Linked DNA regions of Homo sapiens: region 1 is linked to region 2. A link is a loop called in an ENCODE intact Hi-C map of the cell type or tissue named here. Cell type or tissue: heart right ventricle. All regions are shown on one strand.

Region 1 (8,000 bases), 1.5 Mb before region 2:
ATCCATGAAAGAAGGAATTGATAAATTGGACTTCATTAAAACTACAAACTTTTGTTCTGCAAAAGACACTATGAAGAGAATCAAAAAGCCACAGATTGGGAGAAAATATTTGGAAAAGACATATCTATTAAAGCACCGTTATCCAAAATACACAAAGAACTCTTAAAATTCAAAAATAAGAAAACATCCAATTAAAAAGGGGGCCAAATATCTCAATAGGCACCACACGAAAGAAGATGTACACATGGAAAATAAGTACCTGAAAAGATGCTCCACATATGTCTTCAGGGAAATGCAAATTTAAAACAACAAGATACCACTATACTCCTTTTAGGATGGTCAAAATCCAGAATGAAAACACCACCACCAACAGAAACAACAGGAACTCTCATTCAGTGCAGGTAAGAATGCAAATAGTAAAGCTACTTTGGAAGACAGTACACTGGTTTCTTACAAAACTAAACTTACTCTTAGCATATGAGTAAGTTTAGTTTTGTGCCTCACTTCTCACACTCTCACTTATTGTGCCACTCTCTCTCTCTCTTTATTTTTTTCTCCTTGAGACAGAGCCTCACTCTGTCGCCCAGGCTGGAGTGCAATGGCGCGATCTGGGCTCACTGCGACCTCCACCTCCCAGGTTCAAACGATTCTCCCACCTCAGCCTCCTGAGTAGCTGGGCTACAGGCACGTGCCACCACACCTGACTAATTTTTTGTATTTTTAGTAGAGACAGGCTTTCACCATGTTGGCCAGGCTGGTCTCAAACTCCTGAGCTAGCGATCTGCCCACCACGGCCTCCCAAAGAGCTGGGATTACAGGCATGATGTGCTCCTCTTTTATTTAGCTAGTGAAGCTGAAAATTTATATTCATACAAAAAAATGCATACAGATGTTTATAGGAGTTTAGTTCATAATTTCCAAAATTTTGAAGCAACTAAGATATCATTCAGTTGGCAAATGGTCAAACTGTGGTACACCCAGACAATGGAATATTATTCAGCACTAAAAAGAAATGAGCTGAGCTGTCAAGCCATGAAAAGACACAGAGGACCATAAAATGCATATTACTAAGGGAAAGAGATCAATTTGAAAAGGCTACATACTATATAATTCCAACTATATGACATTCTAGGAAAGGTAAAACTATGGAGACCAAAAAAGATCAGCGATTGCCAGGAGTAGAGGGAGAGAGGAACAAATAGGCAGAATACGGATGATTTTGAGGGCCATGAAAATACTCTGTATGATACTATAGTAGTGGGTACATGTCATTATGCCTTTGTCAAAATCCACAGGATGGTACAACACCAAGAATGTAGCCTGATGTAAACTATGGACTTTGGGTGATAATGATGTGTCATTGTGGGTTCGTCAATTATAACATGTACCACTCTGGTACGGGATGTTGATAATGAGAAAGGCTGTGCATGTGTAGACGGAAGGGATATATGAGATATCTCTGTACTTCCCTCTTAATTTTGCCCTGAACCTAAAACTACTCAAAAATAGTCTTTTAAAAATTTGATGTAGTTTATGTTTTTGGACAATAAGAACTTAGGCAAGCAACTTAAAACTTTATGGTAAAGCTTTTCCATTAGGAAAAAAAAAAACCTAATGGTATTTATCATCCACTACCATAGTGGTCCTGTGTAAATTAATTAGAATGAAAACACTAATGAAAAATTAGAATGAGTTAAAAGAATGTTTGGAGCTCTTCAGAAGAAGGACTATGCTTTAAAACATCTGTAACATAGAACAAATATAACTTACAAGGATACTTTATATGGCGCTTTCAGGTGTACTTCCTAAACATCACTGTCTTCCTTTAAAGTAAAATAATAACATGTTTTAAAAGTATAAAATAGGGTTAAAATTAAATCTGTCATGCACCAAAAGGAATTTTGGGAGCTATAGGGAATGTATAAACATTCACTAATAAAATGTGCAATTTAAAAGAAATCTCTATTCAATTATCTCCATGAGCTCATATTCATCAACAAAATAACCTATTTATGATTTACATATCTCATGGTCTCTTCTGTTCATGTACTTTTGTCTACGGAAAGGAAATTATTCAGATTTGATTATTATATTCTAATAATTTATGAAGATAATAATGTACCACTAAAAGGGTTCTAAAATCACTTTGGGAATAATCAAAATAGAAGAGAAAATGTCTTTGAAATAAATTATAAGAGAAATGAAAAGCAGTAGGGCAGTCAATAGCAGGAAAATGTTAGGTGCCAATGCGCCAACCTCTCAGCATTTACTTTTATTTTTCGAGCATTAAGATAAAACTCTTCCATGGGAACCTCTGATGAGTTCTCCTTTTCTGACCAGAAAATAAAGAAATAAAGAAATGAAGCATTCCTGAGGTCAGACTGAGTTCTGATTTCTTCAGATTGCATTTTTGAATAAATCTTTAGATTCTCAATGAAGCCAACAATTCATAAAATTTTGAAAGCCCAAACTAAGCTTGAAAAGATATCTGTGTTCTTTGGTCACCAGAAAATTTTGAAGAATTATGAACCTCAAATGATGCCCTGAGATCACAAAATTTAGCTGCTAACCTTCCCAACCAATTAGGATCTACACTAGCCTGAATTGCTTAGTGTTTGTATTATTTTTATGACCTCTGGAGAAACAGATGCAACAATTATCCATTCCTTAAGGTACCTTACTGCCTGAAATAAAAATTATATGTGCAAAGATCATTAAAATAAATAACTCAAATATGTTGTTAAATATTATTTTTAAATGAGTAAATTTTTTTTCTAGTAAGACAGGAAGATGTCTGGCTCATATTAACATCATCATATGTTTAATAGTTTAATTTAGCATCTGGTGCCTTTGCTGCCAGCCCTACAGGGAGAGAGATTAAAGATGGACCACATCTGCAGTTAGTAATAGCCAATCAAAGCAGTCAGACTCTAAGAAAACGAAGATCTTCAGGCCACATTATATGCTGCTGGGTTGCTAGCCATAATTTGTGACATGTCCAGAACACTCCAGATATTCTGGATTTACCTAAGAAATAATACTAAACTTGAAGTGCTAAAACAAACCCAAAGGAATAAAATGTAATGGATTCCAATGGTGCCTTGTCACTCCATTTTTGTGACTCCTCTAACTTTAGCTTCTTACAGGGGGATTCTATTTGTAATACAAAATAGGAGAAAAAATAAGGTTGAGAATTTTTAATCACAAGAAATATTTCCCATTGAAGCCTATTGCTCTATCTTTTATAGCAAAAGTGAGCTAGCAACAGAATGGCTTGATTTGTCAACTGATTGAAGAAGAAACTTTATCTAAATAAACCCTACATTTATAGATGACATACAAGCAAAAAGCCCATGAAAGGGCAACAAAATCATAAAACAGTTAAAAAGAAAAAAAAGACAATGCTTCTGACCAGCAGGTGGCGCTGCAATCCATCATTGTTAGCCAATTGGAAATCTAAGAATACTTGTACTATCCTGTTGACTGTAATTTCCTATTTAGACTCTTCCTGATCCTTTTAACTTGGTGTGTTATGGCATGCTGTGCCCAGTTGTTTTCATTTCAGCACAGAACTCAAAGGAAATTGTTAGACCTGCAGGATTGATAGATTAACTCTGCTAACAATATCAACAATCAAAATTTGTAATAAACATTATCAACCCTGTGAATTATTAAATCAAGCCGTTTAAATGGAAAATATCGATTTTACAGTTTATCAACAGAATCCTGTTTGGACGTGTGAAATAGCAGCAATTTGTAGTAAAGTTAAGCTAAAGGGGTTTCTAAAAGTCCTAGGAGCCTTGGACACAATAGACTTACCCATTAACTTCTTAGTCTATGGCTTAGCAACAATTTAACATATATAGAATGACATAATTAGCAGAAATTTAAAGAATATAGTAAGTCATTTGTTCCAAGGATGGAAATGATCTGGCTAGCATATGTCTTATGCACCCTTTTGTGCCCAAGTCAGAAATCACAGTACCCAATTACAGTACTGTATTGTGCTGAGTCAATGCAAGGCTCTTAGCCTTTTCAGTAGAGCTCTCAATTCATATGAAACCCATTTTCCATCTCTGGGACTGATAAGAAAAGGCTCAGAGAAGTTAATTATTGTTCTAGGAACCCACTAAACATTTATAGAACCAGATACCAGATATTTCACCATCTAATAGATATTTATAGTTATTCTAGTTCAGTAACTTCTAGTTTTAGTTATTGAACTCAAATAACAATTTTATAATTTAAAATAATAATCTTTCTCCAATACTAAGAACTCATACAAACCCTTTACTTTATAAATTTAGCAGTACCTAGAATACAAAGAGGTTTAAAATATACTTGCCTAGTCACATAAAGTCAGTAACAGACATGATTCAAGCCCATGTCTTGTGACTTTGTTTTCTTAGTATATTTTGGATTTCTACTTCAGAAACAGGATTTTTCTTCTGTTTGTTTCTCCACTTATTCATTCTCATTTTTATAAAATCTTTATAGTCTCCATACGCATTTCAGAAACCATGTCAGGTATCAAGTATCCTGGATGAACAAATATACATGGTCCTTCCCATCAAAGAGCATGCAGTACAGCACTAAACAAGGAGACAGATTGTGTGTGACTTTCATTATGATAAGGGCTACGAAGAAAGAACTATGAGAAAAACAATAGAAGAACATATTTGGATTGGTCAGATAACATGTCTGAAGTCATTGGAAGAACACTGAAAAAATAAGAACCTACCAAAGGAAGGGCCAGGGTGTGTGTATTGGACAGGGGTCTGGAGTTGAGGGCAGTATATCCAGGAAGAAGAAAATGTGTGACTGTCCTGAGCTACCATGTTTTCTCAGCACCATAAAGATGATACTCATTTCTGGCACGAATCATTTTTTAAATCATGTTGTGTCCTGCTCAGTGCATCATATCAAGTGTTTCATGCTATTGATATGTCTTCTTATTGGGGATGTTTACCTTGGTCACTTCAGTCACTGTGTATTTGGTTATTCCACTGCAAATTTACTATTTTCTTCTCTGTAGTTGATGAGCATCCTAGGGGAGATACCTTGAAACTATATACATCCTCTTTCTCTTCAAACTTTTGCCAACTGATTTTAGCACACATTGGTGGATATTTATCTACAATATGTGTTACTATGATGTCTGCCTAATGGTGATTCTCTATTTCCCTTTTCCTTCTACATTAATGGAAATTCTACTGTGAGGAAGAGCTATCTGTAGCTCCCATTTACTTATTCAATTATTCATTTATAGTAGTAAGGACTCATGGAAATTTGCTTGATTCCATGGGTAAAATTCAATACTATCAATATTTTCTGACTCGAATTGTTCCAGTGTTGGCCATTAGTTCCTTCAGGTTTGTCTCTTGTGTTTCTCTGACAAACCTCTCTCTTCTGAACATTTCTCTGCTTTCTGGCACCATAAAGGGTTTCAAACCTCATACTATATTTTCTTGTCCCAGCGCTGAAGTCAATCACTTCTCCTAGAAGCTCTGGTTCCTTTTATCGAGTAAGAAAAGTAATTCTTAACTCAGAGCACGTATTAGTTTCACCCCCTGGGCTTTTGAAAACACTCAGGGTCTATTGAATCTGAATTCCTGAAGAAGCCACTGAATATTTTAAAAGCCATAGAGGTAAGCATATACAGTTTCATGGTTGAGACCTACTGTTCTAAAAGGCAGGGAGAGTATATGTACTATTTTTTATGACATGATAAAAATGAAGGTGGGAATGTCCATAGACTAACCCACCTACTACCACTAGTCCCTTGCAATAGCAAACCCCACAGATTTTCTTTCCCAGACTCTGAGCCTCTCACCTGGAACCAAATTCTGAGCAGAGAAGACTGGCCATAGTGGGACACACATACTAAGAACTCAGAGGAAAAAATAGTTACTAATTAAAAAATAAAGAGTGGAGAAGGAGGTGGAAGGTAAGGAAAAACTAAACCCTACAAGAGAGTAAGTTATTTGTGGGGAGGATAAGAGAGCACTTGAATACTGTGTAAAGAGAAGTGGGAAGGAGTAAAGGAAGTATAAAAGCATATCTTTTGGCCCTGAACCTGATCTTTTTTGATATCCTATAGATCTGAGTTTTTAAAAATGGAATTCATGCTTAATTATTTCAATTATTTAACTATTTGTCAAACAAAAATGGGACTCAGCACATGATGCTACTACAATTTCCTAGGGAGAATTTTCCCTTTCTCCCTCTATAAAATTGCCATTTCACATCCTCTCTCACTTCAATTATTCTCTATCCTCCCATCCTCCATCACATGCCCTTTTTCTCATATTTCATTAAGGAAACAGAAGAAACCAGACAGGAAATTCCCTCTCTTCCTACCACCTAACTTGTAATCTCCCCAAAACTCTATTTCTACTTCTCTTTTTAACCTATTACTATAAATGACATTTCTTTATTCCTATCAAAATCTAACACATCCTCTCCCATTCCTAGCTGTTGCAAAGTCTCCTAACTCCTAATTGGTCAGTTCCCTGCCTTCAAACTCTCCACCTCCTTAATCAATCCTGCCAAATTAATCATCCAGTAAGATAATTCGCTCATTCATTCTACAGGTGTTTGTTTACTGAGGACTTTGGCACTATCAGGCACTGAGAATCCATACTCCAAAAAGGATATTAGCTATATTAAACAGTTCAGGCCTACTTTTGAAGACATATTGATAAATAAATAATTAAAATACTGTGCAATAAGTACAATAATGGTAGATCAAAGTGGCATAGAATAATGAGAACTTTGCCCTCAACTACTCTAATCCAAGTCATATCATTTATTTGAATTAAATGCAACAGTTTCATAACTGGTCTTTGTCTTACAGTTGCCCCTACGGTTCTTCTTGTATGCAATAGGCAGAATGATTTCTCAAAAATAAATTTAAACATTCAGTTGCTGTCATGGCCCTTTGGTAAGATATTATCACGTCTAACAGCAGCCATAGTGGAGCTGGCACCTAATCTATCCAGCCTCTTGCCACTCTTCCAACATATATTCCAGCCAAAGAGAATCCTTTAATTCCTCACATACTTTTTTTTTCACCTTAGTGTCTTTCAACATATAACATTCTCTTAGCAGGGAACACCTTCTGGATCATTTTTTCTGCATAACTTAACCCATGAGAGGTTATTTAGTACAGGAAGCCTTCCCTACTTCCCGTAAACTGCACTGGGTACCACCACTAAGTGGTCCCATAGGATCATATACTTAATCGTCTAGCTATTAAATTTATTATAACTGCATGTCAATCGCCAAGCTGTCTTTCTCAGTAGAAGTTTTAAGAAGGCACGGGCTACCTTGCTCACCGATGCTGCCTTAGTTTATTTCTCAGGATTTGGTACATGGTTGTTGCTTGGCAAATATTTGTCTCCTGAATAAATGATCAAGATTGTTCAGTGCTTGCTGATGGTGGGAGAATGGGTAAACATATTCTAGGAATTTCGCAGATAAAGCCAGAAGGTTTTCAGAGCAAAGGGACTTGAAAGTGCAAAGCACAGAAGCTTGAAATAACAGCATGTGTTCAATGAGCGGCAAAGGACTATTTGCTGCAGGAGCAGAGGGAGCTACGGCAGAGAGGTGGGGTCATCGGGCTGGGAAAAAGAGGGACCAGATCAGGGTTATGGTTTCTATGACCTATCAAGTGATTTACACTTTAGGATGTATCTTAAAGAAAGTCACTGAAGGGTTTAAACCCCTCTAATACTGCCAGTGGAGAAAAGACAGTGAACCAATTTGGGCTACAATATCCCTCCCTCCCCCAACATCCAAACCTGGAGATGGACCAGAAAAACAGAAAGGTTAATGGATCTTAGGGTGATTCTCAGCATCTTCCCAACCAAAACACTTAAAAACCCTTAGGGGTCTTGGGTGGGAAGCAATAAACATCTTCTGGATTTCCTGGAGAAGGACAGAGGAAACAGGATGGGGAGGAGTGGGTGGGCAGAGGGAGAACATTCTGTCTGTATGCT
Region 2 (8,000 bases):
TTTCTCCCATGGAGTGTGGGGAGTCTGCTCCCAAAGGGCCCAAAAGGCTGAGGTCAGGCGATGCAGTCGTGGCTGTTTTGCCATGGTCTTTGAGGGCTTTGCCAAGATGACCAACATGGGGATTTGATCAAAATGCAATTTTGTTTATGTGGACATTTTCTCACTAGGAAATTGTCTTGAAAATACCAATTTGTTTCACAGAAAATATCAGCCAGGGGTTAATCACCATCATTTGGCACCGGCAGCATATGCATTTAGATGTGAACAAAGGACTACATTGTTAGATGAGTTGTAAAGGTTTTGCTAATCTTGAAAACTTCTTTTTAAATTTAATTAGCTGGCTGGAAACGGTGGCTCACGCCTGTAATCCTAGCACTTTGGGAGGCCGAGGCGAGTGTATCACCTGAGGTCAGGAGTTCAAACCAGCCTGGTCAACATGGTGAAACCTCGTCTCTACTAAAAATACAAAAATTAGCTGGGCATGGTGGTGTGCGCCTGTAATTCCAGTTACTCAGGAAGCTGAGGCAGTAGAATCACTTGAACCCAGGGGGCGGAGGTTGCAGTGAGCCGAGAATGTGCCACTGCACTCCAGCCTGGGTGACAGAGCAAGACTGTGTCTCAAAAAAATAAATGAATAAATAAAATAAAATAATACAAATAGATAAATAAAATTAATTAGCTGAAGAAAGTATCAGTGAAATGTGAGGGCATGAATAGACATGGCATTATATGCTTTGGTTCAATTATTATCTGAGCCAGATTTAATGATAGATATTTATAAATTTAAAGATTCTAGATGTCATTGAATTCTTTATAAAATGTAGGAGTTAAATACTGTGAGATAGGAGAATCATGAGCCTTCAGATTCAGCAGATGTATAAAATTCTACTTTTTAACTAGTATATGGGTTAGACCTCTTGGTATTTTTGATACTTAAAAAAACTCCCAGCTAATTTATTCAGAATAGCCCATAAATGAGACATTCCCATTTAGCCGCAATGAAAACTGGGGGCCATCACTTATCAGCCAGTACAATTTTTGTAGAAATAGAAGGTGGAATTAAAATTCTTATTCTTTTTGGATATAAAGTATACTCATTGCCTTAAGACCATTAAGTGACTTTAATCTTTGTCAACAAATTATGTCTTCGGTGTACACAAGAATCATATTGCCATAAACTTCTTCTTTTTTTCTGCATTCTCTATTTTAAATTCTTTTGAAAAATAGATGTTATTTTCCATATGGTCTGCTTCAGTGCTTACTTCATGCCTTCGACTATGTTTCTGAGGACTTACGTAGTTTTCCCTGAGCTTCGCTCTACTTTTCCAGGGTTGGAAGGAATACCTGCATTTCTGTGATCAGTGCTTGGTCCCACCCTACTCCCTTGCCTTGCCTGCCTGCCATGCACAGAGTGATCACTCATGTTTTATCAGATGTTTTCATTAAGACATAGAGCATATAACAAGGCTCTTATCCTCATAGAACAAATAATGTAGTTGGAAATGTAAGATAAAACCTATATGAAAACAAGAATATTCTAGGGCTCCATATGCTGCTTGGCAAGTGAACAGAGTAGGAGAAGTGTAGGCTTCCTCCAAAAGACTGGTCAGGGGAAGGTTTGGGTTCAGCATTGAGGGAATAGTAAGATTCTTTTTTTTTTTTTTGAGACAGAGTCTTGCTCTGTCGCCCAGGCTGGAGTGCAGTGTCGAGATCTCAGCTCACTGCAACCTCCGCCTCCCGGGTTCAAGCAGTTCTCTGCCTCAGCCTCCCGAGTAGCTAGGATTACAGGCACCCACCACCACACCTGGCTAATTTTTGTATTTTTAGTAGAGATGGGGTTTCACCATCTTGGCCAGTCTGGTCTTGAACTCCTGACCTCGTGATCCATCGGCCTCGGCCTCCCAGAGTGCTGGGATTACAGGTGTGAGCCACCGCGCTCGGCCCAATAATAAGATTCTTAAGTAGAGACCTCAGAAAACTATGTTTCTTGCTTTTTTTTAAATACAAGGAAATGTTTGCTTATACAGCTAAACCATTTTCTTTAAATGCTGTTTAATTATCCCTATATTAACTAAGCAAGCAATGACCTCAGTTCTGAATTACTGTATTATCTTTCCTCTATATCCGTCCAGAGCTCTAGCCAATGGGCCAGCAGGGAACATGAGGAAGTGTCACACCCTCTTGGGGTGGGGACATACAGGGCTGGGAAGAGAGGGGGAGATTTCCTGTCCAGAGTGTCCTGGGCTGGGAGGTGGAAGGCCTGAGGGAACTGTCCCTCTCCACCACTAACGTGTCCTAGCACCAGTCAGGGCCTCTGTCCCCATCTGTGTGGCCACAGCTGGTCACCCTCCTCCCAATCTCACATGCCATGAGTCTTTGAAAATGGCTGAGTTTGCAGCCTGTCCTGCTTTTATTGCCATGTCTTTTGTGGAAAGAGGAAAAGGAAGTCTCAGCCTCTGCTGTTAATGAGCTGTTATACGAGCCAGCAGGCTGCAGCAGAGTAGTGGGCCTTTCCTCTTCTGTGCCTCCAGCTGCTCACGCACACCTATCCTCTTCCATCTCCCAGCCAGACTCGGTGCTGAGGTAGAAGCCTGTGTCCCAGGTGCTCATCATCTCTGCTGAACACATTCATTATCTGCAATCAAGCTGCATTCCAGCTTCTTGCCAAACCCTTGTCTGTCAGTAGAAGCTGCATTGGGGATATACAGTCTGAATTTGGCTCATTAGGCCAAAGGCAAGCAGCAGAACTTGGAAAAGGCCGGGGAGGGCTGTTGCGTGGTTCTCAGCAACTTGTGCACACTCTGGTGTGAGAGTTACCAAACCCCAGAATTACAAGCTCACCAACCCCTTACTTTACAAGACTTTTTGTTCTGCATTCCCATTGCAGGCCAGCATCCTTGATGCTTTGAAGAATTTAGGAACTTTGCCATTGGCAGGATTTATGAAAGCTACCCCCACCTCCTGCCTCCAAATACAGCATGGTAGATCCCAGTAGGTTCCTGACATGCATTTCTTTGGGGGCCCTCTGATCCTCCCCAGTTTTCCTGGCCAGATGAATGCTGAAGATTCCCTGGGCCCTGCGTTTTGTCACGGCCTCCTTGGGGGTGGTTCCCTTCTGCATCCAGCTGTTGCAGCCTGGCTCTGTGTTCACTGCAGGCTGGGGCCCGGCCAGCTCCCTGCTGTAGCAGTTGGTGAGCAGCTCCAAGGATGAGGGGGGAGCAGCAGTGCTGCAGGCCTGCTGAGGTCTTGGCTCACGGTGGCTCCCCTGGCTGACTTTTGACCAAATGGGAGAAGAAAAATCTTCCCTCCTCCCTTTAGGTCTCAGAGGGAGGCCATGTCTCCCTAGAGCATTTCTTTCTCTCCCTCCCATCCTTAGGAAAAGAAGAGTGTCATCCTAAATGCTGTGCCTTCACCTGAGAGGGGATATGTGCTTTTGGTCTAAGCAAGAAGAATGAGAAAAATTTAGGCTCACTGGGAGTCAGAAGGTCACATTATTCAGTTGTTCATGGAATACTTCAAAATGTGTGAGCATTTATTTCTTGCCTCTCTTTTGGCTTTGAAATACCTTAAAACAAGTCAGATACGTAAGCATTTGCAGAAGCAGGGTGTAAGTAGATTTAAGAACGGCACGATTCCTCTGTAATGTCCACAGACATATTTCTTTAGCAAAGATTGACATTTGGGCCAAAGCAGGATTTATTTATTCTTGCAATCACTCAGTTTGTAAATTGACGGGATATAGATTGCCACAGAAGCACTTCCCTGATTCATATTCAAAGGAGAGTCTTGTTATATTATTAGGTATAGCAAGTGTGTTATTGTTAATATCCACCTTTGAGTACTTGTTCAAAGGAGATAAGCAGGATATTATATTATTTCTAACCAAACCAAGCTTCTCAGACATCACTCATTGAGAAGGTAACAAAACAGAAGCCCAGGGAAGAATACCCTACATAAGTGCTTGGGAACCTATGCCCCCGCAAGAATCAACTGGCCTGAGCCGCAAGTGTGGAAATGGTCTACATGCGCCATCTTGTGGCTAAGGCCATCAAGAACGTTTGGAGATAGAAACACCCAAATAAGAGTTCTGCTCAGGTTCACTGCCTTTTTGAAGCTGAAGTTCATGATAGCTGCTTTCTAGCATCTAGTGCACTTCCTGGGATTCTCAATTAATATTTGTCAGGTGAAACTCTTCGAAGGAATCTCATGTCATGGCAGAGTATACTTGTTCTATGTTACACTAGAAGGCATAGCCAAGACTGACATGTCCTCCAGCCATGGTCCAAGGCCGTTGTGTCCAAAATAAGACAGAATACTCTAAACATGGTCTGAGTAGCCTAAAGTAACCCAGAAATATTACTTCCAAGACTCTGGAAAGTCTGCTTCTAGAGGTCGACATCCTCACTGAAATCTGCCTTTCACCACACTTAACACTTTAAAAAAAATTAATGTGGTAAAAAACATGTAACATAAAATTTACTGGCCAGGCACAGTGGTTCATGCCTATAATTCCAGCACTTTGGAAGTCTAGGAGAGCAGATCACCTAAGGTCAGGAGTTCGAGACCAGCCTGGCCAACATGGTGAAATCCTGTCTCTACTTAAAGTACAAAAATTAGCCAGGCATGGTGGCGCGCGCCTGTAATCCCAGCTACTTGGGAGGCGGAGGCAAGAGCATTGCTTGAACCTGGAAAGCAGAGGTTGCAGTGAGCCAAGATTCTGCCACTGCCCTCCTGCCTGGGAGACAGAGCAAGACTCTCAAAACAAAACAAAACATAAAATTTAGCATTTTAACCATTTTTAAGTGTACAGTACAGCAGTGTTAACTATATGCAGTCCATTATGCAACAGATCCCTAGAACTTTTTCATCTTGCAAAACTGAAATTCTATATCCATTGAACAACAACTACCTGTTACCACCTCCTCCCGGTGCTTGGCAACCACATTATATTTTCTACTTCTAAGAGTTTTACTGCTTTGGATACCCCATATAAGTGGAATCATGCAGTATCTTTTTTGTGACTGGCTTATTTCACTTAACGTCTTCAAGTTTCATCCACGTTACATATGGCAGGATTTCCTCCTTTTTTAAGGCTGAATAATATTGTCTGCATACGCCACATTTTGTTTATCCATTCATGCATAGATGGACATTTAGGTTGCTTCCACATCTTGGCTATTGTGAATAATGCTGCGGTGAACACAGTGTGCACATTTAACAGTTTTATTCTCAATGATATGATGGAGTTTAAAAATCTTATGGAGAATTTAATTTATTCTTGAAGTTTTAAACTCAAATGCTTGAGGGGTAAAAGCTTGAGAAGTGTCTGTTGGTTAATCTGAGCTATTCTTGCGGTTTGTCTAACAAGGACAATCTTAATCCATATCAGGTGCATCTTAATACATACATACATATATATATATATATAGAGAGAGAGAGAGAGAGAGAGGGAGAGGGAGGGAGAGAGAGAGAGAGAAAGAGAGAGAGAGAGGGAGAGAGAGAGAGAGAGAAAGAGAGAGAGAGACGGAGTTTCGCTCTGTTGCCCAGGCTGGAGTGCAATGGCACGATCTCAGCTCACCGCAACCTCCGCCTCCCGGGTTCAAGCGATTCTCCTGCCTCAGTCTCCTGAGTAGTTGGGATTACAGGCATGTGCCACCATGTCTGGCTAATTTTGTATTTTTAGTAGAGATGGGGTTTCTCCATGTTGGCCAAGTTGGTCTTGAACTCCCGACCTCAGGTGTACTGCCTGCCTTGGCCTCCCAAAGTGCTGGGATTACAGGCATGAGCCACTGCTCCCGGCCTGCGAATATATTTTTTAAAGTTGCCTTGAATCATTTTTGGAGCAAGACAGTGAATAAATATACAAAAGAAAATCATCCGTTTAAGAAAGTGCTTGCTTTCTGTGAAGCATCTGGCTATTGCTTGTAACATGGTGGAGTTGATGTCAGACATTATGTCTCTCACTGAACGTCACTTTCCTTCTCCTGCCCGGAGGTTTGGGATTTTGAAGGGCATTGGATTATAAAGTGCACTTGCCAATTTGTGATTAGGTCTGGAAATGGGGAATTTGTTCATTTAACAGCAGGTGCCACTTGATCAACCACTGCCAATACTTTTGCCGCGGACTTCCCAGGACTCCAGCTGCACTCACGATTCCTTTGGTCAACTGTTCTGCCTCAAGCCTGCTGTAGATGCCACTGAGAATAGAAAGTTGAAACCAGTTGATCCCAGTGAAGCAGCACCACACAGTACTTATTAGAGACTAAGAAGCCAGGGAACACTTTTCCTCATAATTTTTTTTCCTTACCCCAGGGGTTAGTGTGTTTAAAAGAGCACTGTGGGGGTGCTGTTGTAGAAAGCAGCAACTCTGTATCGGATGCCATCCCCTGGTGTTTTAAAGGCAGGATTACAAACATCTAGAGAGGAAAACAAAAAACAAAAACAAAACCCACATTCTCTAATTCATATACAGATCGTTAAGTGAGAATGGAATTTATGCGATGCTTTTCATGATGGGGGATTTTCTGCAAGGGAAGCCGCTTGCCCATTTTGTGGTAACGGCTTGAAATAAAGGAGAGGCCGGAGCAGGCAGCAAGGTTAGCTTGCTCTTGCAGGATAAGCGTTGTCCTTGCTCTCAGTTCCCCTGCTGTGTGGCCTGGTCCCTTCCTTGTTATCACCCTTCACCAGAGCCCTGTGTGAGGGCCCTAATGGAGACTTCAAGAGCTTTTAGTTCACTAGGTACTGCCACCTGCATCCACTCTCTGCTTTTCCTTCCCCTGCAGGTCTCATGTGTCCAGCATAGAAGTATTTTTAAGACCTACTTTGCAAGACGTGACTTCTGTTGGGATTTTAATTTGAAATGAAATTTAAATGTACCAACCCTGGGCATTCCGATCATTTAATAGACCTGTTGGGAGACAAGTAATGAGGAGAAAGCCACTCCGAGTCCATCTTGCTCTTAAGCCTGACAGGTTTTATTTGGAAGTGCTGCCTGTTAGTGAGGGAGAAATGCTCATTTCTTTTTTTTCCTGTGTAAGGAACTGTTGAACTTAATTTTCCCCCCCAGGTGTTAGGAGACAGGAATTAAAAATAGTATGTGACCCAGACACACCAAGCAATACAAAGTTCTTGCTTCTATTATGTTGCTAACTACCTGCATCTTGTTAATAAGGAAGGGAAATGTCTGTTACCTACAAACTGAAGGAGTGAATGATTTGATTGAGGGAAATCTGAAATACCACGAGAATTAGAGAAGTCCTCACAAAAGGGCAAAAGCTTACATTTTTCATTTTTCTCTTTATTTCATGTGACTTTGGCCTTAAAGTCCTCCTTCCCACTTTCTCACACCCCCACTAGCTGAATGTTGTGTCAGATTATTTAGAACTTTCTAAATAGGGGAGAAAATTTTTTTTCCCCAAGTTTGGCTCCTACGTCCTTTGAGACTATACCGTCTGTGCAGGAGAATTTATAAAAAGATGGGAGGTTTGGGTGCCGGTTTCCTTTTTGGAAATGGTATTTACCCAGATCACAGTGAATCTGCCTCTCGCCTTAAATGGCAGAGGATGATAGGGTAGGATCTTCACGTGCTAGAAAGGCAGCTGGAAGCCATGTGGAGACCTCAGGAGACCTGAACTACAAGGGTATCTAAGCAACTGTGGCTGCTGGAGTTGAAGGAGGGAGTCTGAAGTTGCTCTTCTAGGATGCTGGTCGCATCCCCTCAGTCCCCTCCCTGTTGTTTTCAGTCACTTCAGAGAGGTGGTGGCAGCCCGTCTACACCACCAAGCGGGGATTTAATGGAAGCATTTCATTTGCTTCAGCAAGTCAAAAGCTGCCCTTTTGTAAAAACGTGTAAGCATGCCTCTTCATCCTCATTCCCCCACCCCGCTTCTCCTCATTCATTATTTAACCAGCCGCCTGGGTCTTCTTTCTGCTCTCAAGCATGCCAGTCCCTTCCCCACCTGGGGACCTTGGCCCTGTCTGTTCCTCTTGTTTGGCATGCT

Evidence for each region. A loop is a pair of places that touch in the nucleus more often than their neighbours do. Peaks named below come from ENCODE experiments on the same cell type or tissue, not always from the same donor. Only the 100,000 strongest peaks of a DNase experiment are listed, where the experiment ranks them.
Region 1: a loop joins it to region 2, with 7 times the contacts of the local background. A loop is called at or near these places in 25 of 110 quality-filtered maps.

Annotation. Positions count from the first base shown.
Region 1 is chr2:153,514,893-153,522,892 of GRCh38, reverse strand. It overlaps a transcript of GALNT13 not described here. Among named protein-coding and RNA genes, the nearest start is that of RPRM, 40 kb to the right of the region's middle. In heart right ventricle, a CTCF peak has its summit at 3,413 (motif pointing right); a DNase peak (open chromatin) is centred at 3,416.
Region 2 is chr2:152,033,080-152,041,079 of GRCh38, reverse strand. The region is part of intron 2 of CACNB4 (calcium voltage-gated channel auxiliary subunit beta 4); the gene reads left to right. Among named protein-coding and RNA genes, the nearest start is that of CACNB4, 62 kb to the left of the region's middle. RefSeq lists an enhancer at 6,175-6,750. In heart right ventricle, a CTCF peak has its summit at 4,038 (motif pointing left); DNase peaks (open chromatin) are centred at 2,249, 3,149 and 4,019; H3K27ac peaks cover 2,169 bases.